2 separate regions of the Mus musculus genome follow, and region 2 is linked to region 1. The links are chromatin loops, found by intact Hi-C in ENCODE. Cell type or tissue: gastrocnemius. All regions are shown on one strand. Each heading gives the region's core, and the rest is flanking DNA. Links, peaks and the distances in the headings are about the cores only.

Region 1 (15,439 bases), core at 4,511-12,510:
ATAACTTCCGGTCTCGGCATGCCGCTATTGGCTGTCCAGGCAGAGGAGGGCAGAGACCATCTCCGATTGGCTGAAATTGCTGGCGTCGTGGTGGAACGCGACTGGGCGGCCCGAGTGCTGGCCGGACCGTTGTAGGGGTGGACCAAGAGCTTCCGTGTGTGTGTGTGTGTGGTGAGCGGCGGGCCCGGGAGGGAGGGGGCCGGGATGTGGCGGCCGCATGCTTCTCGCTTCTTAGCGCCGGGCTCAGCTCGCCGCTTGCCTTCCTGTTCTTCCCGTTCATTCCTAGAGTGCTGTGCTCTGAACTCTTTACCCATTAGTGTTGACAGCTTGGCTAACTTACTCATCCTTCAAAACCCGTGTCTGTTTTTTGTTTCCCATCCTGTATCCATGGCCTCTGGGGCAAGATCCGTGTGAATTTCTACCCACATCAGATCTATCATAGTGCCTAACACAGAGTAGGAAACTAGGACCCGTGTGTTGAACGGGAAAATTCTGTCTTTAACTTTCCCAGTTCCCTGCCCCATCACCTTGCTGTCTGCAAATTCATCCAGATTGAGGCTTCTTGGACAGTGAGCTAAGCACACAGGACACCCTGCCCCATGTATCCGTGCTCCCTTTAGCTTTTCAGTATTCGACTTCAGTCCTCAGTCCTCTTTTTCCCCCATTTAGCCTCTTCCTCTTGGTTTCACCTCCCCCCCCCCCCCTTTCTCATGGCATTTTTTGGACTTGGGTACAAGATGGCTACCATCATCTCCTAAACGGTGTGCATCTCTCTCAGCCGTCTCCCTTCATATATGTTTTCTTGACTCACCCTTGACTCCTCTTCATTGGTATTGGTTCTGTTTTAGTCACAGTATTGTGAACACCTTAGTTCCCTCAACCTCTTCAGAGCGTCACACTGGTGTAGTCTCTCTGAGACCTGTCTCAGCTCCAGAAAAAGATGCAGTCTTGGGCCCAGCTACCCTGTATCCTTTTCCTTTTGAGTTCACAAGTCCACGACATCGTCTGGCTCACGAGTCAGGGATGTTTTTGTCTTTCTATGGCTTGGGAGTGTGATGAATGAAGGACATCATTTACTGTTTTGCCTACTGTGGCAGATGTTGAGTGAGAGAATGAAATCTATGTGTGGTGCATCTGGTGTCCAGTCCCTTGCTGTCGTTCATTTTCTATCCCCTGTGGAGCTGATGAGCCACACTGTCCTCAGATCTGCTATAGGCCTCTTTTGTGAGTCTACCCTGCAGATAACCGTGTAGCTTAAAACCCAGGCTGTGACCGAGCTCTATATAGTATGGTGGTGGGAATCAGATGGGTTTCATTTGAGGAACCAGGAGATTGGCCTCAACTCCCTGCTGAATATGTAGAGATCAAATTATTTGCAGAGCATGGGTCTATCTCTGTGTGGTTAGTCTCTAGTGGGATCTTAGTTTGGTTGGAGAGTGGAAAGCTGGTTTTAGAAGTCCTTTTTCGAAGATGTTTCTAAATGTGGACATTGTTACCTGCCTGGATTCAGCTGCTGGTAGGAATGATAGCTACAGGCATTGGATGATGAGCAGACTTGTATGGCAGTGGGATTCTTAGGGCAAATAATGCCATTAGGGGACAGATGTGGAAGGCTTTGAGTGGAATTTTGGAGCCCAGTGTGTGATCTGACATGGTGATATATACTTGTAATGCCAGCACTCTGAAGGCTGAGGCAGGAAGACTGGACTAAGACCAGCCTGGCTTACATAGTGAGTACTTGTAATGGGCTAGGGAGGTTCATCTGTTAAAGACACTTGTTTTGAAATCATGAAGACCAAAGTTTGGATCCCAGCACCCATGTAACAAGCCATTTCACACTTGCTTGTAACTCAACCTGTAAGAGGTCACAGACAGACTATGTCTCGAATAGATAGAAAGTGAAACAGCACAGGACTCCATCTTCTGGCCTCCTTGTATTTAGGAGAACAGGTTTGCACATTCGCATAGGCATGCATACACTTACACAGCAAACACACAAGCATAAAAAAAGAAGCGGGCTAGCTGGTCCATGGCCCAGGCTTGCACTTTGTCCCACTCCACCCTCTGCTGGCTGAGATATGCTCAGCATCCTTATTTTCTTTCTGTCTGTACTCACAGAATTAATACTGAGTTTTAGACCAAAGCAATTCTTACTGAGAACTAGCTGATAGAAATTTGTGAATGCTCAGAATTCCAGGAAAAACTTTTGAATGGAAATTTAGTACCCTGTGAACCTATGCATTTGGGGTGAAACAAACAGATTTGGATGCCATGTTTAGAATTGCTCTTGCCACAGTTGGGTTGACTGGTGACTTAGGACCCAACCTGGGCTTTGTACGTGCCCGGGCAGTACTCTGCAGTTGCTCTGTTTCTCTGGACACGGATTTTTTCTTTTTTTTTGTTTGTTTGTTTTTAGAGACAGGGTTTCTCTGTGTGACCCTGGCTGTCCTTGAACTCACTCTGCAGATCAGGCTGCCTCGAATTCAGAAATCCACCTGTCTCTGCCTCCTGAGTGCTGGGATTATAGGTGTACATCATCATCTCCAGGCTGAGGTTGTTTGTTTTTAAAGACTGGGTCTTGCCTAGGTATCCCAGGGTGTCCTTGAAGTCATAATCCTCCTGCCTCAGCATCACGAATGCTAGGCTCAAAGGTGGGTGCTGCCATACCCAGGTCCCTCTTGCCCTCGTGCTCTTTTTCTACATTCTCTTTTTTCTTCTCTTCTGCTTTGCAGTGCGGAGGGGCAAACCCAGAACCTTGCATGTGTTGACAAGAATTCTGTCAGCGAGCTTTAGCCCCAGCCCCACAGAGGTTTCCATTTAAAAAATTATCTGTAAAACCAGGAAGTGGAGGCCCAGGCCTTTAATCCCAGCACTAAGGAAGCAGAGGCAGAAGGATCTCGGTAAGTGTGAGGTCAGCCTGGTCTACAGAGCAAGTTCTAGGATAGCTGCAGCTACCCAGAGAAACCCTGTCTGAACACACACACACACACACACACACACACACACACACACACACACAGTAACTAATTATTTCTATTTAGTAGGAGACCCATTTTTTTTTTACTATTACTTGGGTTTTTATATATTATGTAATATTTAAATTAGGGTTAACATACATACCTTGTCAAATATCATTCCCCCCCCCTTTTTTTTTAAAAAACAAACAAACAAACAAACAAACCTTTTATTGTATACATAACTGGGAGACAGCATGCGTCTTAAGGCTCACATGCTGAGGTCAAGGGAAATTTTTCATGAGTTGGTTTTTCTCTTTCCACTGTGTAGGTTCCAGGGACTGAGCTTAGGTGTGATGACGAGTGCCTTTAATCCACCGAGTCATCTTGCAGCCCAAACTATATTTTTTAGTTTCCCCTTTTAAAAAGGTATGTTTCCTATTTTTAATTGCGCGCATGCACCTATCGTTGGTGTGTGAGCTTGTACATGCGAATGCAGGTAGTCATGGAGCTCAGAACAGGGCATTGGATCCTCAGGAGCCAGGACTGCTGTGGCTGTGAGCTGCCCAGGGTGGGTCCTCTGGGAGAGCAGTACACGCTGCTAATCACTGAGCTACCTTTCCTGCGCCAAACATAATTTCTCTATGTTGAAATATCTGAAATCCTTTTCTATTCTGTATGTGTTTGTGCTTGTGGAGTTTGACGTCTTTGAGCTTCAAGGGGACATCCTGCCCCGAAGTGCAGAACGACTCGCGTTATTAACGGTTGCTAACTCTAGATCTTGTTTACTTCTAGGAAGTCACCTTTGTGTGACTGTATGGCCTCGCTGGTGGCATATGATGATTCTGACTCCGAGACCGAGGCTGACCCTGCCAGAAGTGGGGACGCTGCAGGTCAGATAAGTGACGCCTCTGGTATGAGCAGGCCGTCTGGGATGGGGTTTGCATCTAGCACAGTGGGCGTGACCAAAGAGGGGGCACAGCACACAGGGAACTCTCCTAATGAAGACCCAGGGATGCAACGTCTGCCGCTGGCTCGGCTCTGGAGAAGTGACCCTGGGTCTTGTCCCAGCCAGAGGCTACAGTGGCCCTCAAAGGAACCTGATACCACTTTCCCTCCCAGTGAGCCTCCTCGTCCTTCTCTGTGGATGAGCCGGGCTCCAGTCGGCCACGTGCCCCTAGCAGCTGCCTGTCTTAAGCCACTAAAACCTGCCTGGGACGTCCTCAAACCTTCTCATGATCAAAGCACATTTGAAAGCACAGCTGGAAATGCCAGCTCTTCTCAGAGGAAAAGGGGTGAGGACTGTGTGCTTCCCTATATCCCCAAGAGGCTAAGGCAGCTGCAAGCGCTGAATCCAGAAGCAGGTGGGGGCAAAGATGGAGAGCCCCCGGGACCTCCTGCAGGGTGTGCCCCGGCCCCACTCTGTGTGGCTCCCACAGTGTCTGAGTTCATCCAGCCATATTTGAACAGTCAGTACAGAGAGACTACGGTCCCCAAGAAAGTGCTTTTCCACCTTCGAGGCCACAGGGGCCCGGTCAACAGCATTCAGTGGTGTCCAGTCTTTTGCAAGAGCCACATGCTTCTCTCTGCTTCCATGGACAAAACCTTCAAGGTAAGACAAGGGAAAACAACTCCCAGTGGCTCTTAGGTGTAAGCAACTGGGATACTTTACTGATTCGAGTCAGGCAGGCAGTGGGTGGGCACAGGCTACACACACTCTTTGGGAATTTCTGTAGTTCTCTTTGGTACATTGGAGAGAGTTCTCTATCATCAGCCTCAGATCTTTGGTCTTTCCTGCCTCATTCCTATCTTTTCCAACACTGCCTTGCCATAGCACTATACAGTATTAATAAATTATAGTATGACTAGATGATAAACATTTTACTTCATTTGCTAGTAATATACATGTATTTTAATTTCAAGACAGGGTTTCTCTGTGTTGCTTTGGCTGTCCTGGAACTTGCTCTGTAGACCAGGTTGGTCTTGAACTCACAGAGATCCTCCTGCATCTGTTGGGATTAAAGGCTGCACTAGTACTGCTCAGCATGCACACATTATTTTAATTCAAGTATGTCTTAGTTCATTTCCTTTCCTATGGTTGGACATTTTGTCACATTTAGTAGCACATCCCATGAACTACACTGCTGTAAGCGTGTTCCTACTTACATAGTCCCCTGCTAGAGCCTGATATTTATTTATAGAGGGTCCCCCAAAGTAGTAGTTCAGGCTTGCCTATAAGGCTTATGGCCCCTATGAGAGAGAGAGAGAGAAAGAGAGAGAGAGAGAGAGAGAGAGAGAGAGAGAGAGAGAGAAAAGAGATGTAGAAGAGTTAGATGTTCTATTGCCTGTGAGGTCAGAGAAATTAGACATCTGTTTTCAGTGGGATACAGTTTGTTTGTTTGTTTGTTTGTTTGTTTTTTGACAGGCTCTCATTGTGTGGCTAGCCCTGACTGGCCTGGAACTCACTATGTAGACCAGACTTGCCTCAAAGGTAAAGAGATCTGCCTGCCTCTGCTTTCTATAAGTGCTGGGATGAAAGATATGTACCACCATGCAATAAATTTAACTGCAGCTTGTAACTGCAACTTATAGCCAGCAGAATAAATAAGCCTGAGATGTATGGAGCAAATAAGCTATAGGGGCTGTAGTAAAATCACATCTTCCCCAGTGCTCCCGGCCCTGAATACTGCCTCTCTTAATCTTTTGCTAATAAGCTGTGATGCCTCTTCTTACTTCTCCTTGGAAGAGAATGGCTTCCCACAGCCTGTACAGGGTAGCTGGCCTCTGGCCTAAGTGGGTCTCCCTCTGAGTCTGATATCTTGTCTTTGAAAGGGACACTTATACCTGTGTCACATGATCACTTGAGAAATGTGTTTTCAAAAGCATGTAGTGTAGGCTGGGGAGGTGGTTCATTTAGTAAAGTTCTTGTGATCACAAGCACTTGATTCTCAGAATACACATGAAGGGCGGGTGGGTAAGCAGGGCCTGGTGGTGCATACCTTTACCCAGAACTCAGGAGGCAGAGGCAAGGGGATCTCTGTGAACTTGAGGCCAGCCTGGTCTACAAAGCAAGTCCAGAACAACTAGAGCTTGTTACACAGAGAAACCCTGTCTCAACCCCTCCTCACAAAAAGATGGGTGCCTACTTGTAAACCTAGTCTAGGTAGGTGGAAAGAGGTGGGTCCTTCAGGTTCTCTGGTCAGCCAGGTTAGCTCACCTGTATTGGTGAAATACAGGCTCTGTGAGAGACTCAGTCTTAAAAAACAAGGCTGGTGCCTGTCCTAGTTAGAATTACTTTTGCTTTGATGAAATACCAAAAGCAAGTTGGGGAGGAAAGGGTTATTTGGCTTATACTTCTACATAGTAGTCCGTCATCAGAGGAAGACAGGGCAGGAACCTGGAGGCAGCAGATGATGCAGGCTATGGACTTGGCCTCCACCATCAGTCACTAGTTAAGAAAATGCCTCCAATGATACTTACAGCTTGACCTTATGGAGGATTTTCTCTGTTGAGGTTCCCTCCTTTCAAATGACTCTGCTTGTGTCAAGTTGACATAAAGCAATCTAGCATAACTGAAGAACAACAGCTAGGGGCTGGAGTGATGGCTCAGCAGATCAGGGGCTAAAAACACTGAGGCAGGAGGATCTCTGTGAGCTTGAGGCCAGCCTGGTCTACAAAGTAAGCCCAGACCAGGACTAAAAGGTTCAATTCCCAGCAGACACATGACCGATCACAGCTGTCTTTAGCTCCAGTTCTAGTGGATCTGATACTTCCAGACAGACAGACAATATATGCAAGCAAAACATCAATGCATGTGAAATAGAAATTGTGAAACAGAAATAAATAAAATTAAAAAAAAAAAAAAGAAAAGCAGCCAAAGTTGTCCTCTGACAACTATGTTTTGAGCCCCAACCTACCAGTACCAGAAGGCATTTTGGTGGGAAGAGAAGACCCAAATGCTTAGAAGTGAGCTAGGTCTGTGGGTGTAGACAGACATTTACAGACCATGCAGAGACTCCTGTTTGGCTCTAGCAAGGCTGATATGTTCTCTTCAATTCTTTGAGCCAGGCTTTGGTGCTTCTGTGGTGTTGGGCTGTGTAATCTATGTGAGGGACGTTCAGTGGTCTGGGTGGCTCATGGCAATCCTGGACTGACCCAGAGTTTTGAGAGCCTGATGCCCAGAGGCCTGTCTGAGGGTTTCAGTTGGGCCCAGGCTCCTAGCAGTGTCTGGCTGGCTCTGGAGTACACAGGACACCCTGACTTTGAGCTCACCTGATTGCTGAAATTATTTCCTCCTCTGTCCGGTCTTCAGGTTCCTTTCCCTTTGCTTCTTGCTTGGCCAGTTTCTACTGAACAGTCAAGACCCAGCTCAGAACAGGGCCGATGAAGAGTGTTTATCTATTCTGTGGTCTTAGGTTGGGCAGTGTGCCAGGAGCAAGAGCTACGTCGAGCCAGATGGGTCATGTCTTTCCTGTCGGGACACCCCCCCCCCCAAGCTGTGTTCATACTTAGCCTTCCCTCTTCCCACAGTTCCCTGTGCACTGTCCAATGTTTGAATGTAGAGGTCCCTGCCTTCTAGATGAGCCTGGATGTTGCCTGGGTTCCTTCTCCAGCCCCTCAGGACTAATGGTGGGGCAATGCTCACAGGGTGGAGGGGTTTGCTTTACAGTAGGTAGGCTTTCCTGATGCTTAATGCCCTTGGCAAGGAAGGCCTGAAGGTTCTCTAATAGCACGAATACCTACATATTCTGTGTCTACAGTATCAAGTGAGCTCATGGCTCCTCGTGGGAACTTAGCTGTAGTTCTAGAATAGGTTATACAGTCCTTTCTCTTGGCCACTAGAGAGGGGAGGGCAGCCTGGCAGATGTGGGGGACTATTGAGCAAGAAGGTGGGAGAGGTTGCCGTGGTGATCATGTCTTTAACCTATGATGCTGCCTCATGGAGAGGTCAGGTGTCTCCTCGTGAGTGCCTCCTGCCAACTCCCTGTGCACTGATGGGAAGAGCTAGACCTGAGCCCAGTGGAGCTGCTCTTTACCTGAAGGCCCCATTGGTAGAACTGAGCAGCTTGCCCACCCTGGGTCATCATTACTGACAAGAGGCTTCAGTTTCCTGAAGACATACTATGAGTATCCTTCTGCTGTTTGTTTGTTTTTGTTTTTGCTGGGGGCTTGAGTTCAGGACCTTGTGTGTAAAAGTGAACCCTCTATCACTGAGCTATTCCTAACCCCATGATGATATTGTATGTGTGTGTGAGTGAGTATGTGTGTGTGTGTGAGAGTACGTGTATGTGTACGTGTGTGTGAGAGTACGTGTGTGTGTGTGTGTGTGTGTGTGTTTGTAGGTGGAGGACAGAGGGCAGCTTTGGATATTGTTCCTCAGTTGTTCTTTTTAAGATAGACTAGGTTGGCCAGCTGGCATATCCCAGGATCTGCCTGCCTGTTTCCCCAAAGCTGGGGTTCCAGGATTATATGACTGTGCCTAGCCTTTTCACATGAGTTTTGGGAGTTGAATTCCTGTCCTCCTGCTTGTAAAGCAAGCACTTTTCAGGTTGACCATGATGACTTTATTTTTAAAAATTGTTTACTTTTTATATGTGTGTTTGGGGGACACATGTGTGCTATGGTACATGTGTGGAGGTCAGAGGACAACTTTGGGGGGTGCCAGTTCTTCTTCCACTATGTCACTGTTGGGGATTGGGCTCAGTGGCAAGTGCCTTTACTTGATAAGCCATTTTGCTCACCCCAAAGATTGTTTTCTTTAGGATAGTATCTCACTAGGTAGCCCTGGCTGCCTTGTTATTCATTATGAAGATCAAGCTAGTCACGACCCCATAAAGACCTGCCTCTCTCTTCCTTCAGAGTGCTAAGAGAAAGGCAAGTGCCACTATGCTCCATGTTGTTTTTTAAGAAAGAGTGAGTTGGCACCTTGGCTCTGGGTGTGGTGAAGAAAAGTGTGCCAGGACTGGTGTGACACTTCACGGCCAGAAGAGGTCGCAGTTGGGCTGCCTGGGATGACGAGAAGCCTGCGTTTAGGGCTGTGTGTGGGATGCTGATGTGTGGCCTGTCCCAGGAGGCGTGTGGGCCGGAGGTGGTGATGCTAGTGTGAGACTCCTTGGCTGCCAGGAAGCTTGAGGGAGTGCTCTACGCCCCTGTCTAGTTCCCCAGTACATCCAAAGGATGGCTTCGGGCAAAGACACTTGCTATAGTTGAGTTGTTGTCAGTACTGACCATGCATGCTAGGAGCAGAGTCTCCTGATCTTTATGAAAATTCAGGTTTCTATAAGCCAGGGGTGACTATCAAGCTGGAACCCGAGCAGAGGCTTTAATAAGATGTCTCATAGTTTTAGTGATTAGGGTTGTTTGGAAAATCATTTTGTGTAAGTGGGACTCTCAGTAAGTTCGGAATGCAGAATGAGTAGTAGGAACCAATAAGCTGTGGTGGGAAGATGGGTTAGGGCATGGAGGGCTCAGGTGTGCACCTGAGGTTGGAAGTCCTACCCTAGGCCTGCAGGTTGGTATGTGGCCTGCTGAGTGGTGGCTGCTTTTCCCTCCCTGATGTCAGAGATGCCTGTGGTTATAAACCAAGCCCCAGTATTCCTGTGAGGTGGAGGTATTATGTGTGTGCTTGGTCTTCCTGGCCTGGGTGCTGGCACTCAGGATGTGAACAACTGGGTGGGACCTGGCATGTGCTCCTGTCACTCAGGGTGCTGGGGCTTTGCTCCCGTCCCTGCCAGCGGTGGCTTACTGTATCTGAGATGTTCAACAGGCGGTAAGCTTTGTGAATGCAGAAGTCACACCAGACCCATTTTTATATTCTTTGTAGCATCTGGCATGAGATTTGGTCCCTGTTAAGTGATCAATGAAGGTTTAAAGACATTTTTTGGATTTCACTGCTTTGATTTAAGAGGGTTTGTGTGTGCACATGCAAAAATCCTGCTCACCTCTAGGGGGCACAGTAAGACTTGCTATCTTTTGCCCATCCAAGCTTCTAGAATGTGGTAGAATCCTTGACTCCTTGTAACATTTACTGAGATGATTTTTCTCTGATCTGGAGCAAGCCAGCTCCGTTCATCTGACTGATGTGAGGAGCCAAGTGCCGGTCTTTCGTTGCCTTAAAGCTCGGCTTTGGAGGCACACATTTCAGCTAGGCACATTACGGTGGAAAGATATGTATTTTAATATGCTCTAAATGTTCTGTGAGCTGTAAAATGTGCTTATATTAGTTTTGAAAAATTTACAGCCAAAGCAATTAAGTAAAATAAAACAATGAGTCACAGGCCCTGAAGCGCTGCTCCGCTGTCGCAGGCGGTGACCCTCCTGCCCTCCTCCGTGAGCTCGAGGCTTTCCTGGCTGTAGTCCCAGCACAGACACCTTTATGCTCTCTTTTCATTTCTCCGTGAACTCCCTGGGCTCTGCATGTTTGAACACCCACTGCACGTAAAGGTGGAATTCAGCCTTTGATGCCTTTTCTGAGGGAAAAAGGCAAACAGACAGCCTTGTCTGGCTGCCCATGCAGAGGCTGGACCAGGCCCCCCAGGGGACTCCCTGCTGCACCAGCGTGCTTCCTGCTGTGGGGACGAGTTCTTACTTAGGCAGGTCTGTACATAAAGCTTGTGAGCTGCGTGTTGTTAATTTGCTTTATTCTAGATTTTTCTTCAATAACAAATAGCAAGCTTCTGTAACATATTTTTAAAAAGCCAAACTGACGCTTACTGGGGAAACTTGACTGACTCAGATAAATGAGATGCGAAGGAGACATCAGTGCTTGTACTGTCCTGGTCATGGCGCATCTCTAGGCCGCCCCGGTCTGGCTGCTGCATCCCGCATGTTGACACTGGCCAGCTGGTCATTGCTATCTTGCCCTCCACCAGATTGTCTTTTGTATTGTTTGTGGGGCTGGGTGTATAGCTCAGAGGTGGAATGTCTGCCCTGCAGGCAGAGGACCTGGGGTTCCATCCCCGCTCCCCCAAACAAAGTCCCCAGTGAAAAACTGTCCACAAACAGCTTTCTGACTGTCCCTTTCCTCACACTTTCCCTCGTCTCTCCTGTGCTGTTTCCTGTAGCTTCTGGAGTCCATTTTAAAGCAAGTAGTCCTGCCGTGATCACACTGTGCATAAATGCCATCTTTTCTGCTGCTTAATGTAGTGAAGATGGGCTTTGCACTGTCGGCCGGCAGAAGGCCTGTGTGTGGGAAATGGAACCTTACACTGGCCGGCCTTTGGTGCGTGACTCTACTGCTGCTCAGTGCTGCCGGGACTTTGCATACGATTACTTGGTCTCTCTGATCCCCAGGTATCACGGTAAAGGAGAGAGAATGGCCATCAATGAGGACTGTTGCCACAGATATGGGAAGAAATGATCTAGTCCAGTCCCTGGCATAAGCGAGAATTTCCCCCCTTGTACCCATATTGATTGGTTAAAACATAAATGTGCAAAAAACACCTCAGTTAGAGTCTTCTGACTTAATGTAGTTCTGCTTTTGTGAATCTCTTCATAGTCTGTTTTTGTACATATGGATTTTTAAAGAGTTTCATCCTCAGTGTTCCTGAGATAAATCCCTTTAAAATGCATGGAGTTTCTGAGATCAATGCTACTGAGCTGCCTTTGTCGTCCTTTGGAGTGCTTTGTGCATCCGCCAGGTCCTGCTGAGGACGGCCCAGTTGCCAGGCGCTCACACTGGCCACTGGATGGTGGACGGTTGCTTGAGTCCAAAGTCAAGCCTCAGCAGCGCTGGGGAAGCAACCTCTTAGGGGACCCAGGAGGGAGCTATGCTGCCTCCCTCAGGCAAGCTGCCTTCGGAGGTAGCTGAAGGCTCTGCGATGGAGGCAGGTGACCCCAGCTGGTGCTTTCTTGTGCTGATCACCGGCCCTGTGGTGACCAGGAGCACATGAGGGAGCAGGGCGTCAGCAGCTGCACCGGGTCCACCACATGCTGCTAGGCACAGCTTTTAACACACTTTACCACAGAGCTGAAACTTGTTCCCAGTTACACAGCAGGCAACATGGGGCGGGCAATAGGCTACAGAGACTGAGCCAAACAGGCAAGCTGTTCCTCCTCCACCTCTGGAAATGCCCAGTTGAAAAGCAGCGCTTTCTCCCAGATGGGCCCAGGCTCTCTTCAGCCTCACTACTTGGGCTTTGTTAAGGGCAGGGGGAGCAGAGATGATTTCCACGGTGGCTTGGATTTGCATTTTTATATATTACAGGATCTCGCTGATTTATCATTGTTAGTGGATCTGATTATATTAGGGTATCTTGGATGTGCTTTGTAAAAAGTGATATATTTCACATTCAAAGACAAGGAATTTATGGATCCAAGTGCCAGAGCGAGGGTTTAGTTCAGTTTTGAAAGAATTACTCTTGATGGATTTTTACGAAATGAGGTTGAGAAGTGATTTGGTGCGTGGAGGAAGGAGCTCGGGAGCATTATGCAGATGATTGGCAATTTATTCCGAGCACGAGGCAGATCTGTTGGAAATGAGAGGCGCAGCTGGGTAGGAGGGGCGGGTTGTGGTGGTGGGTGTCTGGTATTTGGGGAGTGAATGATTAACAGTGAGTGCATGGAGGGTAATTAGGTGAAGGCGAGGGGAGAATTTGGTGTGTGTGTTAACATGCACACACGCCGGCACATGGAGAGATCATCTGGTCCTTCTTCAGGTGGCGGAGACCAAGGGAGAGCAGGAGGTGCCCTGGGGCACGCAGTTCTGGAGTCTGCTTGCCCCTCTCTTCCCTCTCACCTTCCTGGGAAGGTTGAGAGTCCCCGTGTTGTCCTGCGGTGGCTTAGGTGTCAGTAGCCAGGCTGCAGAGCCTCTGGGAAGAGTTGGCAGCTTCTGGGCTGGAACTTCCTTTTTCGTGGGAGGTGAAGTGTCTCTGACGCCCTCTTCCCTCTAGTGAAAGCCGAGATGAGTTCAGGGCCAATACTGGAGATGCTTCTGGTTCCCTTTACTTCACGAGCTTGAGGCTCTCAGAACCAACATGAGCTGACTGAAAGCAGTGCAGTGGCTAGCCCTGTGTGCTTTCTGCTTTCTGGGAGCCTTTGTGGTTGAACTTGACCAGTTTTGTGCACCCAGGGCAGCTCATGTGCAAGCGGTGCCAGGCATGAAGGTGCTGGCCCTCTCCTCGGGGAGCGCGTCTCAGCCAATCTCATCCCGTGTCATTAAGGGGAGAATAGAGCAATTTGGAAAAATGCTTTTAATGTAATTGAAAAATGCAGATTGCAAAATTGGCACACTTAGGAGTTGAGACAGTCTAGTGAATTATTTCTTGTTGCTTTTAAAACTTGGACACAGAAGACTCTTAAAGGAGCCTGTCTAGTGCCTGGTGATAGCGAGGCCCTTGGCGTCTTAGAAAAGGGGGTAGTTCTATATTTCATTTTGCTTCATTGTAAAAGTGGTCAGATTTTGAGAAGAAAATTGGAGAAATGAAAAGCCTTGGCACTTCCACTTGTGTGACAGCCGGAATGCATCCCGACCCTTGCTCTCTTCTGGGCTCTCTCTTTCTTTGAGTGGACCATCAGGCTCTAGTCACACCATTGGAACTTCTGTAACCCACACTACAAAACTGAGATTACACAGTCTTCCAGAGCTAGGTGTGCTGGTATTTGCCTATAATTCCAGCATTTGGGTGCCTGGGGCAGGAAAGAAGTTTGAGGCTAGTCCAGGGTACAAAATCAAGACTCTGTTTCAGACGAAGCATGTATACCACACACACACACACACACACACACACACACACACACACTCCATAGTAGTGGTTCCCCTCAGTCTTACTGTAATTTCCCAGGAAGAGGAGAGGAGAGGAGAGGAGAGGAGAGGAGAGGAGAGGAGAGGAGAGGAGAGGAGAGAGGGGGTTGCATCTCTCTTGACTCTGTCTTCAGCTGTTGCTGTTTGTTCGTTCTTGAGGCAGTGCCTTACTCTAGCCTAGACTGGTCTGGAATTCATTCAATGGCCCAGCTTGGCTTGAGCTTACAGCACCCTTCTTGTCACAGCTCCTGTGTGCTGGGATTATAGACAAGTGCCACCATGCATAGCTGCCATATCCTTTTGCCCTGACAACCAGCAGGCCCAGGTGTCTAGTGTGGCCTTCCGATGTGGGCTAAGAACCTCAGGTGTGGTAGCAGGGTAGGAACACCCTGCTGTTAGCCAGGATCCTCACCCTCCTTCCATCAAGCTTCCTGAAGTGTGAGGTGGAGGGACTTGTCTACAGTGAGCTTGCCTGAGGGTTGTGAGGTGGCAGGCGGAGTCCCTGACGTGTGTGTGTGTGTGTGTGTGTGTGTGTGTGTTCCTTTCAGCCTGTCCTGGGTGGGTGGGTCTCCACTCTCTGCAGCCTCATGTCATCTGTGATGCTGAGGAAGGATCTTGGGTTGTTGTGCCTGCTCCTGACTCTCCCTCTTGCCCTGTAGTTCTGCTTCTTCACTCCTGTCAGTAGCACATCTCTTCTGGGTACCCGGATGCACAACATTCATTCCTGTTGCTCCACAGCGTTAGCTTGTGGCTCACACCAATGTCTGTGTGCACAGTGACTATGTCTCCCTGTCCTCCACAGGGGCAGAATTATTACTCCCCCCCCCCAACATCTGCTAATTTAATGGCATCTTGTTTGAGGGCCAGATGAGTTCATTTATGGACAGTGCGGTTAGACTCAGGCCTGGCACCTTGTGAATGCTAAGTAAGTGGTTTGTCATTGGGGTTCCTGTCCATTAATCTCCCATGGTCTTAGTGTTCCCCATCTCCAGGCAATTTACATGCTAACAGTATTGACCCTCATCATAGCCCGCCTCCTCTCCTTCCCCCAGGTGGTGTTTGAGTTCTGGTATTTCATTATCATTTTTTTTTTTAAAGCAGAGAAAACCTAGCATATTTTGTAGTCAAGTCTGTGGTCGGGCTTCTCCCTTTGTAAGTGTCCAGCTGCTGTAGGCAGTGGCATGTCTACTCATACCCTGCTAGCTGATATATAGTCACCTATATTTGACCTTCATCTAGCAGTGATTAGCTTGAGCCAGTTTCAGTTCTCGTCACTGGGTCCCAGGCAGGCCGCATGGCACTGTGATGAATGTGTGCTAGGTGCCAGGGATCGATCAGCATATTAAGGAGCGGTGCTGCCGCCCCCACCCAGCCCTGCTTCCTGATGCTTCCCCACACCAGCACTGGCTACTAATGATTTAAAGTGACCTTCCCACCCAGCTTCATTCTTCAGGGCGCAGGTACATCAGGGCTTTCCAAATCCTGCCTCAAAGAAAGAAATGTGCTCTGACCCTAAAAGAAATGCACACTGCTGTAGAGGAACCAGAAGGGTGAGAGGAGTGAAAAGGCCACTTTCCACTGCAGGCCACAGCTGTCGGCATGTGGGTGGGTCTCTAGGAAATAATCCAGTGAGGCTGCACTTCAGCTGTGCACCCACCCAGCACCTATAGCTGCAGCCTGGGATGCTGTAACCTACTGCAATGATCTGAACCCTATAGCTGCAGCCTGGGATGCTGTAACCTAC
Region 2 (15,439 bases), core at 4,363-12,362, 150 kb after region 1:
CCTCCCTGTGGCAGCTCTGGGACACCACAACCTCACGGGATAACCATAGCAACCTACCCTTAGCTCCTCAGGGTCCCTGACCTGAATGTCTTTACCGACATTTCTGCCTATCTTCTGAGTCTGTTGAGCCAGTGGTCACCACTAGATGGCTCTACCCTTCGTACCTGTGGCTGCCCCTCCCTCAAGAACTGGTGAGTCACTGACAATGGATGACTGGACACTCCAGCCTGCACAGGAGCCTCACCCATCCTGTCCACCATCTCCCCTTAGCTCCCTTTCCCACCCCACCCTACCCACTTTCCAGCTGAGGAAACACGTATGGAGTGGGTAAGGTCAGGCCTGTACTAGGTCACAGGACTTGGATGGCTCAGCTCTGTGATGTCCTGTTCCCAACCTCTGGTCCCAGTGTAGAGGCTAGATGCTAATAAGTCTCACCACTGTGCTGCCATCGCGGTTACTGAGGTGTCACAAAACCAACAACCCCCGTGGAAAGGTCATGCGCACGTGCGAGTCTGTGTTGGCATGTGTTAGGGATGGGACTGACCATCACTTGTGGTTCTGTGGCCATAGCAAGGGGTTGTCTGGAAGGGGGTTGCCCCTAGGGGTCACAAGTCTCCCTGGCTCTATCTGCCCCAGCTCTATCTCCAGCATCCATGGCTATGCAGTTCAGGCTGTCATGGATCCTCTGTCAGATCAGGAGCTATGGCAGAAAAGAGGCTCCTCACCTCATCCTATCAGGCAGCTGTAGACCTACCCAGCCACCCTCCCCTGCCAAGAGAGCCATGTGCCTGGAGCTGTGTCCTAGAGAGCCCTTGGGGTTGGTAGAGCTGGATGCCCAGGGCAGCTATAAAACCACAGGGCTGGGTATAGCCCCGCCCCCGGCAGGGCCGTCCCCTTCTCTGTTTCTAAACTCCTCCCCCAGGCTTTCTTGATGCCCCCCCCTCTCACCCCCACCCCAAGGAAAGGCAGTTCCCACCTGGACTCAGCCCCTAAAGATGGACTGACCTGGAGTGCCACCATCATTCTCGTGTCTCTATACTACCCCCAGCACCTCTTCCCTCTCCCACTCACCTACAGCATGGAGCATGGGAAGCCGTCCAAGGGAACCTCCACAGATGCCACCCCATGTGCCACCTACCCACATCTGCCTGACACCTGTGCTATGTGCCTGGGATAACCCTCTGGGCCCTGCCTGCTTCCTGCCAGTTCCATCACAGGCTTCCTTACTGAATCAGTGAGCCTCTCCTTCTAGATTGTTCTCTCCAGCAGTCCTGTGGGTGGCTGCTTTTCACACTTCAATAACCACCTTCCCTGAACTTCAGGCACTGTCCGTTCTGCTGCCGGAAATGTATTCTGTCCCTGCTGTCTGTTTCCATAGCCCTGCCAGGCTTGCGGCACTGAATAACGCCTGTCGCTCGCTTCTTGTCCCTTACCTGGCATCTGGCTGGCTGGCTACCCTTTCCCAGCATCCTTTGAGGTTGCTCCTCATGCCTGCTTCCTATCAGCCACTCTCCTCCCCTGGGTGCACACGCTCACAATAATCCCCAGTAGCAAATATCACGAGCTGCCATGGTCCCCGGTGTTTCTAATTCCAGTCGTCCCCATCCTTCTGTCTCACCTGTCTGTAGGGCACATGAGAATCTCTTCACAGACAACCTCTCCCATGTCTGAAGATTCCTGGACATTCCCCATCCCTCCCATTGACCCTGTCTACAGGATGGGCCCCTTCCTGTGCTCCACAACCCAGCCCCCTATCCCACAACCCTCCCCCTCCCCCCAAGCCTCTGGACCTAGTCTTGAAGCAATCACGCTGGGTTGGGGAGGCCACCAAGCTGTGCTTGGGTTGGGGGTCAAAGGTAGGAGGGAGTTCCATCCTGGGATATATGGAGCTGGGGTCTGGATCAACCAGGGGAAGGCACAGCTCCAGGGGTGCACCGCATTGGAGAGCTGGCAGCACTGTGTTTGGGGGCATCATAATGGGGGGTACAGTAGAAACAGGAGCCTGGTGGAGGCTAAGCAGAGGGGCTACATGGGCCCCAGGAGCGTCTACAGTACTCAGCTTTATTGGGGCTCCTGTCTTTCCTGCTTGGCACTCTCATCCCCACCCCACTCCCAGACTGTCTCCCAGGAGAAGACAGTGGACAGACGACCAGTCACCTGTCCCCTGGGCGCCACACCCCACAGGACCCAGGTCAGGAGGCTGTACTCACCTGGGCACCAAGCTGGCTTGAGGACAAACCTTCAGCACCCCACCCCACCCCCTGTTATCAACGACCGTGGGGCTTCACTATTGGGGAGCTGTAGGAGGCCTGCATTCTCCGCTCTGTAGTCATAAAGCCATCAAGGTCTGGGATGGTCAGGGACATAGGCTGCTGGGCAAGGTGGACAGTCCCTGCCCGGAGCCCTCCAGACACCCAGGTTCCATGGTGCCCCTTCCTCCTCACCCCCACAGGTCTGCTCCTCCATACATGTGCACGAATGTTCTCACAGGCTGTCTCCAGAGCTGTGGTGCTGACAGCATATGTCTGGAAGCCAGCGTCTGGAAGGGGCACCCCATGAGGAAGGGAGCTGTCTTTGGGGTGCCTCAGTTTCCCTATCTAAAACAAAAGCCCATGGGTCATTTGTGATCACTATGATGGCCCTCCAGAGGCTCTCTATGCCCACTCCCTGAGCCTCCCTCCATCTCTGCTCCAGGGTCATGAGGCCTCCTGCCACCTGGTGCCCTGACTAGGGATGTGGGTTACCTGGACCACTGCAGGGCGTGTATGAAGCAGATGGCCCCTGCGCAGCTCGGAAGTTCCCATTCCTGTGTCTGTTTTTCCTTTTCTTTGTAAAGTTTTTAGATTTATTTTATGTGTATGAGTATTTGACTTGTATGTCTGTGCATGATGTGTGTGCCTGCCAGCTCTAGAGGACAGAAGAGGGTGTTGGACCCCCTAGAACTGGACTTGTGGGTAGTTTTGAGTGGCTGTGTATGTGCTGGGAATCAAACTCGGGTCCTTTGCAAGAACGAATGCTCTTAGCTGCTAGGCCATCCATCTCTAGTCCTGCATGTGTTTTCTCATCCAGGGTTGACACTGCAGCAGAGCCTGCCACAAACCCTGGACTTTCTCTCTCCTGCCTCCATCCTCCTCCTCACTATGGGAATAAGGTCATTTGCCCAGTGGGTGGGGCTACATGGCTCCAAGAGCCAAGTTCATTCAAATGTATTCCATTTATCTAAAGTAGGTACCATTATCAGAAAATCAGAGAGGTTCAGAAATTTACTCAAGGTCACACAGCCCCTAGGTAGAGACCTGGCATTCAAGCTAGGATGGTGGCTCCACTCTCATAGAACAACATATTCCATGAAGGAGGCTTTGCAGGGCAAGGTTCCAGTTAGGCTGTAAGGACAGTAAACTCTGAAGGGACAAACAGCTAGAAAGAAGAAAAATTACTTCATGTGCCAGGCCTCTTTCCAATGGTCTGATCCCTGAAGGAAGAATTCAAGAGGAGGTAGTCGCTCACTCCTTAGTGAGAATTAGGCTTCTTCTGGTAGCATCAGATTTAGACGTAGAGGCAGGAGCCTTGAAAAACCTTATTTATTGAGGGATCTGCTAGTTGGGATAGTGGGTGGGTGGGCTGGAGGGAAAAGAAATGAAGAGCAGAGGATCCGAGGTGGGGAGACACTCCCACATGCCAGGAGACCCAAGCCTGCACAAGTGTCCTCACAGCTACCCCCATCATGTCTGTCAGGAGCTCAGGCCTAGCACCTGTCATGCCACCTTTGTCAGCAGATCTGGCTCAGTGAGTCCCCTCTGTCCTCAGAACCCACATCCTGGTCCACCTCCAGAGCTTACCAGGCCCCTGACGTGGTTATCTCCTGCCTGCCTGGAGCTCAGGCCTCTTTCCCAGGCTTGTTAGGCTACCTTCCCAGACTTGCAAAACTGCCCCGCCCCACAGATGCTGGTCACCCTCCTATTTTTGTCCCCAAAGCATGTGTAATTGTCAATTTTACTTGTTTAGGAAAGTTCCTGTCTGCACTAACTGGTTAGGGTGTTTTCTTTTATATATTCCTTGATTACAATATCCTTGGTAAACAGTGGTGCTTAATAAATGTGTTGAGCCTGTGGTCAACGAGCAAACTAAAGCCTAAGTGACAAGTCAGAGGGCCAAGGCCAGACCTTTGAGGGAGGGTGGATCCAGTGAGTGGGGGCAGATGTTTAGGGGGGGTGGGTGTGGGGGTGCTGGGGGCTACACAGGGGCTTGGAGAGCAGGGGTCTGGAGTCTTGGTCACATCCTTAGCCTTGGCTTCAGATGAGGTACATGTGGCCCTGACAGCCACTTGTTTCTCTGGAGCCAGCCTCAGAGTGTGTGTCCCCCTCCCCCATCCCAGCATTGACGTGAGCCTGGCCTGCATAAGGTTCTATGAAAGCCTTAAGGTGAGAAGTTCAAAGTGTGGGTCAAATGCATGAGCAGGTGTCCCTGTGAAAATAATACCGACTTCAGGACACCGGGGACCAAGTTCAGGAAGAAGGTGGCCATGCAGGGCTCCTGAAAATCCATTAGCAACACACAAAGGACTTCAAACAGAAAGCAGGAGCAGGCTGGGTTCTGTTCAAAGGTGGAGTGCCTGTTGGCACTTGAGGCCCCGAGTGCCAACCCAGTTCCCCAGCTTGAGATATGCAACAGTGTCAAAGTCGTGATATCCTGTCCACCCAAGGACCACAGTGAGCAGCGTACGGTGGCGGAAGGTGCTGACCTGCTGGAACTGGCTGTAGAAAGAATACTCACAATCCACAGCCACACTGGATCCCGCGGGGAAAGTGCCTGTAGGTGCCACCCAAGACGGACATCAAATGACAGGAATCCAGCTAGGAGAGACTCCCATGCCTACCTGATGGGGGAAGTTGCCAAGGACCTGGGCAGTGGCGTTGGATGCTTCTGGCCTGTGATCATGTGTCCCCTGCCCCCCCCCCACACACACACACAGGACACTTTCCGTGGATGTCCACAGCAGCTTTGCCTACCATGACCCCACTCTCTCAGGAATGCCTGTGGCTCAAGGGGGTGGCCGTTCACTGGGGTGACTCCCACAGCCAACCAGCCCCAAGGGGCAGATGGGGATTCAAATGAAACACATTTGGAGCTCTTCATAGACCCCAAAAGCCAGGGTCCTGGTGACTCTGAGGTTGGGGCTGCGTTGGGGTGGGGGTGGGGGTAGGGGTTGGAGATCTAAGATGGCTGGCAGTGTGCAGGTGGTCCTCAAGCCTGGTCTACATGTTAGCCGTGCAGTTGATCACCGGCTCTGTGTTGCTTCTCTGGAGACTACCATGTTCTACTGCCTGAAGGACTGGCTTTGGCAGAAGGCGTGGTCACCAGTGAGGGGATCTTTGGGCTTGTCAAGTACCCCCTGCACCTCAGCACAGAGGCAAAGCTGCAGTTCAGAGAGAGGGGGGCTACCTAACAGGGCAACAGAGAGAGGCCCACGGTCACCACACATCAGGCAGCTGAGATGCAGGGCCGTCCCGTCTGAGTTTCATAGACAGCTGGAGGTGGAGTACTTGAGCAGGGACTCAGAGGCAGATGTTGGGCTGCAGCCCTGAGGCCAGGCCATCAATAAGTGTGGTTGTGCTCCTACTATGTGCCAGTGGCCCCAAGCAGTCCTACTGTGTGCAAGTGTCTGCCAGGCACTGGAGCTAGTAGAAGAGAGGTCAGAGCCAAATCTTGTGCTCGGGGTGCCCACATGTGGCACTGGGAAGGAGAGGAACCTATTTCCAGGTGTCTGGGACAGTGCCCTGACCTCCACTCCCCATTCCTCCTCTGTCCCATAATGCTTTCTCAGCCCGGAGGTCTTTGTGCTCTTGGAGAGTATCCTGACTAACCTGTCACCCTGAGTCCCGCTTTAGGCATCCTTAAGAGTCCTTTTCCAATATCTCAGGAAGCTAATGTTGCTAGCCTGCAGCATCCTGAGCAGACCTCACTGTTCCCTATCCTGTGTGCCTGCTTTGAACGGCTGGGCTGGGTCTCGGCATCCTGGACGGGGCTTGGTGCACAGATCGAGTAAAAACCCTCGCATAAAGGGTCATTAGAACCTCAAAGTTTGCTTTGAAAAGGCTTCCTGGGCAGGGAGGACCCTGGGAAAGGCAGTAACTTGCTGAGGGCTCCATGGAGGGACCATGCTGTGGAGTGAGAGTCTGGCAGAGGCGCGAGGAAGGGGAGAGTCGGCTTCAAGTCTGCTCACAGAAGGCTGCTACCAAAATCATTCTTCAAGCTATAGCCACTGAGGCTCAAGCCTGAGGTGGGTGGGTGGGGGGCTTGGGGAGCAGTGGGAGGGACCAAGGCTGGACCTCCCAGAACTCAACCTAATTCCAAAGTCCCAGGCCAGGGCATTGGGAACTCACATTCTCTGCCCCAGGAGGCAGAACCCAGCTCATACCACCTTCTGTCTGGATACCCAAGACTCTTTCACTCAGCCACAGACAGATACCTTTCCTCTTGCCTGGGTCTAGAGGGCTGCTGCCTCTCTGGGGAGAGTCTATCTGGGCCTCTGATGTGTTCCTGACCCCAGACTAGACACTTGTTCCCCCCTCCCCCCACATCCCTTGGTAGGGACGTTCATTCTGCAGCTGAGGAAGCTGAAACCCAGAAGAGGAGGACTTGTCTAAAAGCTAGATCTGTAGGACCCTAAATCCTGTGACACCCTGTAGGAAGCCATGTGACTGGGTTCCCTTAGCCTCTGGTTCCTCAGGCCCAACCTTAATCTCCAGTCAGAAACCCACTGTGGCTCTCAGTAACCATACCACCAGGAAAGGAATGTTCTGGAGGAAGCTGGGGAAGCACAATGCTAGAGGGCCAGCAGATGACAAGAATGGGCCCCTCCCCAATTCTGGGGGGTGGGGGGAGGGACACTTCCCACTCCAATTCCAAGAGGTATACTGAGTCCCCTCTTCTAGACCTCACCAAATATGGAAGGTCATGTGATCCAATTCAGTCCCAGGGCCCAGGCCCTAACCACTGCCCTCAGCCCTCCCCTTTCAGCTAAGGACAGGGCATCTACCTACCTATGTCCCCAGTCAGGTTGACCAGGCCCCAGGCTTCACACATATACCACACCCAAGACCCTTGGCTGAGCGTAGGGAGGGAGAGAGAGAATTAAGTTTAGGGAGTCTATCTGTTTTCTGGAAACCTCTGAATTTTTCTCCAGTCCCAGTTGGGTTGAATAGTGTCCCCTCCCTCATTGGGGGGACGATGATGAAAAACAGTCAGGGAGGGGCACCAGGGAGGGGCCTGGCCTGGGGAGGGCCTGGGCTTGGGCCTGGGGTCATTGCTATGACCATAGATGGAACTATGGCTTTCTGGGCCTAGATGCTTCCATTTGGGCCTGGACCATGCAAGGTGGGCCTTGGCCCACTGACATCAGGTTTTGTTCTGAGGCCACAAGAGGCTGGACCCCTCCCAGCTCAGGATATGTTGGTGCCAGGCCTGTAATCTCTGCTCTTGTCTCCAGATACCTGGGTATCTGAGACCACTCATCATCAGTATTGAAGGTCAACTGGGAAGGCCCAGCCCCTCCCCTAGATCCAGGCCCCACCTTGGGCCAGGCCTGAGCCCAGCCAGGCCTACCCCTCAGGGACTGGTGGCCTGCTACCCAGTTATTTCCATATTGACAATTTTGGTCTTGGACAAGGGGACCAGCAGACCATCCAGGCCAGGGGCGATGGCCCCGAACCCAGAACCAAAGGACTGGGCCTAGTGACCACACACAGCCTGGGCCCTGGCTCGGGAGGAAAACACTGTTGGGGGGAGGGGGGGGGCTGTCCGAGGGTAAGGGCGACGGCGGCCGGAGCCGCGAATATTCAAATGGGCTGGTCCCTCGCTTGCCGCGCGCGCCGGGGCCCCTCGGAGTCCGGGCCCCCGTTCTATTTGGGGGTGCGCGGGAAGGCCTTGGGGGCGCTTCGGGCCGCGGCCGCGGGGCTCCCCCAAAATGGCTCCAAGACGCGGGGCCTGGGAAGCCGCGCGGGCTCTATCCCCGCCCGCCGCCATCGGCGCAAACTTCGCTACCCCGGCCCCGACAACTGTCGGCGCAACGGCGGGGACGCGGCGCCGGGGTCTTGGGGTCCCGGGGTCCCAGGGGACGAGCGCGCGAGGGCCTTGGGGACCGGTCGGGGATGACGCCCCTGCCGTGGTCGCCCCGAGCCCCGCGCGCTGCCCCGCGCCCAGCCGCGCATCCCGGTCCGCCACCCGCGCCCACCCCGCGCCCACCGGGCCCCGCCGCGCCCCTTGGCCCCTCTCCCCCTCAACCCCCGGCCCGCCCGCGGCACTCACCTGAGTTTCTCCATGTCTGCGGCAGAGGCCTGCGGAGAGCAAAGGAGAGGGTCAGCGCGCAGCAGGGCGCCCCGCTGGCCCTTTCCGTGGGCAGCCCCGTGTACGCCCCAACCCGTACCCCCGTGCCTCAGTGGGCGCGCCGGGCCGCGGCTGTGTAACAGGTGAGCCCGCCCGGGCCGCCACCGAGTTACGCCCCCCGGGCCGAGCCGAGGACCGGTCGGGGACGCGGGGTGCAGCGGCCCGGGCGGCTAGCAGCCTCGCTAGTGGAGGGGCCCCGCCGTGCCCGTCGACTCTCGGGCGGCTGCGGCCCCCGCCGCTCCCCGGCCCGCCGTTAACCCCTGCTGCCCCGTTCCCTCCCTCGGTCCCTCCCGAGCCCGGCAGCGCAGGAGCGCCGAGTCGCTGGAGAGTGTTGGAACCACGCACCCGGCCGGCGCTCACGCAGCTCGAGGGGAACGGCATCGGAAGCGAGGCACTCTTGCTTCTGCTCAGGACCCTGCTGCCCTCCGATCTCGGGGTTCGGAGCCTGCCCCCCCTCCTGGGCCCGAGGGATTAACCCCGGCGCGCCCGGTTCTCTGGCGGGGCTCCGAGTCACTGGCGCAGACCCGCCCGCGTGCGCTGTGGAGACCCTTCTGGCTGGACGGTCTATCCTCGCGCCCGGGACCCACTAGCCCCTGTTAACCCTGCGGGTTCCGGCGAACCCCGGGGACGGCGAGCGGCCCGAGCGGGATCGCACTTCCTGCGCGCAACGGGCTCTCCTGCGCCCGGCCGAAGCCGCCCCGGGGCTGCCCCCGCCCTCCCGCGAAAGGCAGTGCTGGAGTCTGAACCCAGGGACGACGCCACAGACCTGGGAAGACTGATGGCTGCCCATCCCGGACCCTCACGCCGGGCGCCGCCGCCGCGTCCGCCGGGAGCGCGCTCCGCTCGGTCCGGGCCCCACGCCGCCTCCCCCACCGCCCCGCCGAGCGAGGGCGCAGCCCGGCCTCGGAGCCGCGGCTAGGCTCGGCCAGCAACTTCCCCCGGCGCCCGAGCAGGCCTCCGGGCTCTCCCCGAGCCTCAGTTTCCTCTCCTGAAATCTGGAGGAGGGAAGGCGGGAGGAGCTCGGACAGGCGCTCTGCTGCCCTGCAGCTCTGGCGGGCTGCAAAGGGGCTGGGTTAGGAAAAGGACCCCAGGGGCGCCCGGTGGGCTTCCCTCCCCGCACACTTTAATAAAAGTTTACAAAAAGCACGAGTCCAGACCCCCTTCTACGAATCATCCTTCAGGACTAGAGTTCTCTAGTTAGAGTTTGGAGCATATCAGCACGATCCCCAGAGCCCCTCTGCCCCAGGCCCACCTTTTCGAGTCCCCATCACAGTGCTCATCTCCTGCATTGGGTCCCAGCATATAGCAGATACTCAATAAACACGGATAGTGCATGCCTGGGTCCTATGGCACAGAAGTACGGCTTCTCCAGCCTTCCCCTGGCTAGCTGTGAGTTTCCACGCAGGAGCCCCGGATCTCCCCAGGACACCCAGCACCCAGCAGTCTTGGCCTCCTCGAGCCAGCGCAGGGTGGGAGGAGCCGTCCACTGGCAGGGTCAGAGCCAGCCAGGATGAAACCACCCCCCCCCCCGATCCAAGTGTTCATCTACCCATCCATCCACTAAAGCCTCCCCACCCATTTGGTGGCTGACGGGATTCTACCACCAGGGAGGAGCGCAAGGAGAGCAGCGGGCCCTCCAGGGGGTTATCTGGGGGTACACTTCCACCCCAAGTCTGGGGTCCACCTTAAGGAAAGCCATCTGAACACCCCCCCCCCCACACACACACACACTGGCCCAGGGCGGTAGCTCCTTCCAGACATCCCAGACATCAGACATCGGGCCCTAGATCTACAAGAAGCCGGGACCTCAAGCTGACAGTGCTTGTTCGGGTCTGGACGCCATTCTTAGAGGCCTCTTTCACCCAAAGGCAGGGGCCATCCCTCATCTGTCTTCGGCCTCCTCAATCACTCACAGTGAATGACCTGCCAGGGCATTTGTCTGGAATTAATAAGAATGTATTAAAATTTAATTTTAAAAAGCTAGCATCAATTATTTACATTGACTGTTTCAGCTCTTCTAGAAGGTTTGGGAACCCCCCCCCCCCCACATCCCCCAAGGGACTGGGAAAGAGGCAAGGAAGGTGGTGGGTAGCTTTGTGGCTAGGGTGGGGGCGGGGCGAGGAAGGAGACAATGGGAAGGAGCCTCTGCCCTTTTCTCAGCTGTTTCAGATTCTGCCCCTTGGCTTTGATCCTCCTCTGACCCAAAGCCAGTGGGACACCATGGCCCCTGGCCTTTACAGCCTGTCTCCACAAGCAGCCCTGCATGGAAAATAGAGGTAGCTACTGGGCTCAGATTCAGCCAGCCAGAAGCCCCTGTCTTTGCCAGTGCCATCTAGAGCAGCCCTACCTGGTGGAGGAGGAGCCACCAGGCAAGGACTTTTAGGAACTGGGGACCTGAGGCTGGCCCTTCTGGGCCATGGTGTTGTCAGAATGCATTTCAAGTCCTGTGCTCACCTTCACTAACCTCAGACCTGGGGAAGCACCTACAAAGGAAGGTGGAGGTTGGGACTCATGGCCCAGGGGACCCCTGCTTGCCAGCACTTTCACCTGAGCCTGCTTGTGAACATACCTCTCTTTCTCAGGTGCAGGGCCTGTGATTCCCCAAGTGCCTCCCCATCCCCTATCCTGTGTCCTGGGTCCCACAATGGGTTCTCTGTGACCGGGGTGGGCCACCTTCTTCCTGCCACCTTCATCTTTATTTCCTACAACATTCTCTCTCATGAAACAAGTGCAGAATGACAGAGGTCCAGAGGCTTGCCTCGACCTCGTACCCTCCCTCTGTCATCAGGGAAGGAAGGCTTTCGTATCCCATGTGTCCCCTTGAGGAGGTAGTTGTGCCTTGGTGAGGACTGGAACACTTGGCCCTACCTAGCAGTGATCCCATCCTATCCCCACACAGGCCACTAGGCCACCCAGTTTCTTGTCTCAGGACCTATGCACTTCTAGGATGCTATGGCCAGACTTCTGTACAGCTGATGACGTCTTCTCTGGCTACCCAGGCAGTGCAGGACCCTCAGCATTAGTTACTGTGTCACAAGGTTACCCGGGTGAGGACAGCCTGTGTGAAAGACGGTGCCTTTAACCCAATGCAGCCATCTGTCTCATCCTCCACAGGCCATCCCTGGCCCTCCCAGAAGCCCACCTCTGCCAGCCGGAGGTCTGGGCTCCTGGATACCCTGTGAGAAGTTCTGCCCACTGAAGACATGCACAGGTCCCGCTCCACACACAGCCTAGGTACAGTACCGAAGCCACTTCAAAGGAGCAAGTCAGACTGGAAGAGAGCCTGCACCAAGCCAAGTGCATCCTCACCTGTTCTTCCTTGGCTCTTTCTCTTTCACTTTCATCCTGACAGGAGTGGAGGAAACAGCCTAAGCATATGAGGGAGGGGGAGAGCCCACCCCTCACTGACTGAAATGTGGAATTTCCTAAACAGCTGCCTCATCTCAAGCAAGGCTCTCTCTCTCCCTCTCTGAGCCTCAGTGCTTCATTAGGACGGATGGACGGAGGGAGGGAGGGAGGGAGGGAGGGAGGGAGGGAGGGAGGGAGGGAGGGAGGGAGGGAGGGAGGGAAAATCCCCTGGGGGATGCTGTGATCGACAGCAGGTAGCCCGTGGAAGGGGCTGTCCTGAGGACTAGGCTGCAAAGGGTGCCTGCTCCAGAAAGCCAGCCTTTATATGGCTATTTGAGGGAGGACTCTCTCCAAGGGATCTCATTTTGCTCCTGGAAATTCTTACATTCATTCAACCAACATGGGCTGGGTGCTGAGTCCCACTGTTGGGGAATGGCAGTGTCTACCTGAGCTGGGAACACTCGGTACCCCAGGAGTCTACATGAAGCTCCTGTGTCAGGCCAGGTGGGGACCGTGTGGAGTTGGAAAGGCTCTTGGACGCAGACTGCTTGGAGATGGTACAGATGAGGGAGGAGGGAGGACGGGACTCTGGTCTAGAGGGTCTGAAGCTGCCTGCACAGTCTGGAGGGAGGCACTGATGGAGACATGGAAACCTGGAGTTGGGGAACAGGGTCAGGAAAGGCAGATCTGGGAGTGGCAGACCGGAGGTGCCACTTATGCCCTGACATTGGTCAATGTAGCCCACTGAGGTCACAGGAGCCAGGACAGTCCCTATAGGCTCCATTGTGTCCAGAAGCAGATACCAGGGGTAGGTGTCTCTAGGAGGATGAGAAGTTACCTTTGTGCCATGGCTGGGTCATGGGAGAGTTGAGGACAGTGTCTAGCATCCCTAGGCAACCCCCCCCCCCGGGCTCTGTCTGTGCTGTAGGGTCCCCATGGCAACCTCAGCTGGTGGGGGCAAGGAGAACACCCTTCCAAGGCTGCCTAGCAAGTTAGCATGGGTTGGCGCTGGCCCAAGAAGGGGCAAGCCACCCTTCTTAGGTACAGTAGACCCTGCCTCCTCGGACTTTTCTGGGCTCTATGGGCTCACAGGGATCCCCCTGCAACCCTATTACATTTGTCACTGAGGCCTGTGCCTGCAAACTGGCCTACCAGACTAAATCTGGCCTGCTAGCATGTTGTATTTGGCCTGTTTGAGGTTTCTTTCTTTCGTTTTTTTTTTTTTTTTTTTTTTTAATGTTTGAGCCAACATTTAAAAATTGGAAGAGTTTACATTTTAAAACCCATATTTTTGGCTTCTACTGAAAAATTTGGAAGATCTAGCAACTCCGTCCCACATTCCCACATGGTAAGAGATTGGGGGCATGAAGCAGCCGCCCTGCAGAGGCACCTAGCACCCAGAGACAGGCTCTTTCCAAACCCATGGGAGTCGCTTGCTCTAGGTCACTCAATATCGAGCGTATTGTCACAATCCTACCCTACCATGTCACTGCCTCTGTGTCTCTTGATTTCTTTGTGACACTTTAGTTCTTAAAAAAAAAAAAAAAAAGACAGACAGAAATTGGCTTTGAAGTCATTGGGTTATGAGTGAGCCTCAGCCCCAAGTCTGCAGCAGCTGGGGTTTCCTGTAACCGTCTACACTGACTTCTCATTTATCTACCTGTGCTCACTCATGCAGACAGGGCAGAGGAAAGACTAAAACCCAGCACCACATGCCGGGTGCCTGCTCCCTCACTGGAGAAGCTGCTGAGAGCCAGGCTGGTCCCACCCCACCATGCACCCCTAGCCTAACAGGTCCCCAAGACTCTCGGCTACAACCTCTCTCCATGTGCCACCCCGAAGGTTGTAATTAGAGCCTTGGGACAAAGCCTTCCAGAGAGGCCTGGGTGTCAGCAACTCCTCCAGAGCCTGCCGGTCCTGAGAAGCAGGGCGTGGAGGGTGGAGGTGTAATGTATACAGAGCCCAGGGCTGTGGACAGTGGGGGTCCCTGTCACACAGAAGGCAGCTGGCCCTGGTGGACTCTGGGGAGGCTCTAGGGACTTCTAAGAAGCAGAGAAGCCCATGTCCCACCCCAGGACTGGCTCTGCAGGCAGGCCACTTGGAGGCCATGAGGGTGGGTTCCGCAGTGTCCTTCCCTACACACAGGAATACAGAATGAGGAAGGCCATCTGGGAGCTTAGAGCAGGATGAGACAATAAGAACATAGACCTCTTCCTAGACCTCGGACTGTCCTGGTAGCTATAGTACTTTGCTGAGTCCACAGAGAAGGGACCAGAACTATAGAATGAGCACTGTCCTTGGTACAAAGGGTATCTTCAGGAGCCTGTGGTGATCCGAGGAAGCTTGGTCGACCCAGCAATGCGTCTACTACTGTTACCAGGACTGCTTCCTCAGATCCCAGACCTAGTTTGCTACTCTGAAATCAGGGCCGAAACTTTCACCTTAGTGATTCATGCTTGGGGTGTTTATGGTCTTCTTTCATACAAATCACAAAAGAATAGTATGATGAGGGAGGGTCAGACAGGCTCATGCTGGGAAATGGGGCATAAGATTGGGACTCACCCCGCTCAGGCTGGGGAAACGTGCTGGATCTCCCTGCTCGCAGCTGTCCAGGCCCCTGATGCCTGTGGCTTCCAAGGAATGCCAGGGACTCTGAGACAGGTCCTTCTCCTCTGAAGCGGTGGCTCTGGCCTGGGCTTCCTGGGCTGGCCCGGAGCTGTGGTCACCTGGAGAGGGCTCCTGGCTGTGGCCTTGGGAGCCCCTGAAGCCCTCCAGGGTCACTGGGTCTAGCACGCGAACAGTGACCTCATCCAGGAACTTGGAGAAAGGCATCCTGGCTTCCCGCTGGCGGCTCAAGCGGGCAAGGGATCCCCCAGCAAGCTTGCAGCTTGTGCTAGGGGATTCTGCTGGGGAAGGAGGGCCTGGACACCTCAGTGTCCTAGCCTTACAGCCACCTGCTTCCCAGCTTGGGTGGGATACAGTGTTCTCTGGGCCCGTGCCGGGGCTCTGTGTGTGGCTGTAGATCTCCCTCATGTGGGCTTCCTTCCTGGAAGGCAGGAGGGAGCTGGAAGCTATCTGTCCAGAGCTGGGAGGGTCAGGGTTTTGGGCCTGGGAGCTGGCTCCAGTAAGCATCCTTCTCAGGCGTTCTAGTGTCATGCTTTCCTTCATCTGTCTCCACAGGCCGAGCGCTCATACCCCCCTGGGTCAGGCCACAATGACCAGCCAATGCCCTCCTACCCATTGACCCAATGCCAGCACATGGTGGCCCCACCCCTAAAATTGATTGTCATTAAATGTGAGCTTTGAAGCTCAGTGCCAGAGAGAGAAGGTCATGTTCTCAGCTCTGCCCGGTGGGCAGATGAGGGATGCCATGGCTGGAGCTAGGTAGTGGGGATAGAAGGACAGACAAAGCTACCACTCGGTATAGGCATGGCGAAACCATAGCTGCAGCAAAAGGACGAGATCACAGGTGCCTACTAACTCTTCCTAAGAGTCCGCATCTCCAGGGAGATGGCTCAGCGGGTAGAGTGCAAACATCAGGAGCTGAATTCAGTTCAGATAAGTACCCATATAAACATGAGAGGGGAGAGGGGAGGGAAGGAGGGAGGAGTGTTGGAAGTGACGGTGCCAAGGGGAGGATGCCGGGAGGACAGAGGCAGAGAGTACTGTGAGAGACAACTCTGGGACAAGCTAGAAACCCAGGACA

What was found. Peaks named below come from ENCODE experiments on the same cell type or tissue, not always from the same donor. Only the 100,000 strongest peaks of a DNase experiment are listed, where the experiment ranks them.
Region 2: it touches region 1 in a loop (2.0-fold over the local background); 2 of 42 quality-filtered maps call a loop at or near these places.

Annotation. Positions count from the first base shown.
Region 1 is chr12:108,894,160-108,909,598 of GRCm38, forward strand. Wdr25 (WD repeat domain 25) reads left to right here and starts at 113. Exons shown (of 7, transcript NM_177602.3): 1 at 113-154; 2 at 3,750-4,566. The coding sequence starts at 3,772. It overlaps Wars (tryptophanyl-tRNA synthetase), which reads right to left and starts at 15. Exons shown (of 10, transcript NM_001164314.1): 1 at 1-15. In gastrocnemius, for the core only: CTCF peaks have their summits at 8,943 (motif pointing right) and 9,883 (motif pointing right); DNase peaks (open chromatin) are centred at 8,973, 9,637, 9,917, 10,415 and 2 more places.
Region 2 is chr12:109,044,527-109,059,965 of GRCm38, forward strand. Begain (brain-enriched guanylate kinase-associated) reads right to left here. Exons shown (of 7, transcript NM_001163175.1): 2 at 8,308-8,336. It overlaps Gm52002 (a long non-coding RNA gene), which reads left to right and starts at 952. Exons shown (of 2, transcript XR_003950262.1): 1 at 952-2,191; 2 at 2,695-2,849. In gastrocnemius, for the core only: no CTCF peak of the experiment used is centred there; a DNase peak (open chromatin) is centred at 8,342; H3K4me3 peaks cover 1,394 bases.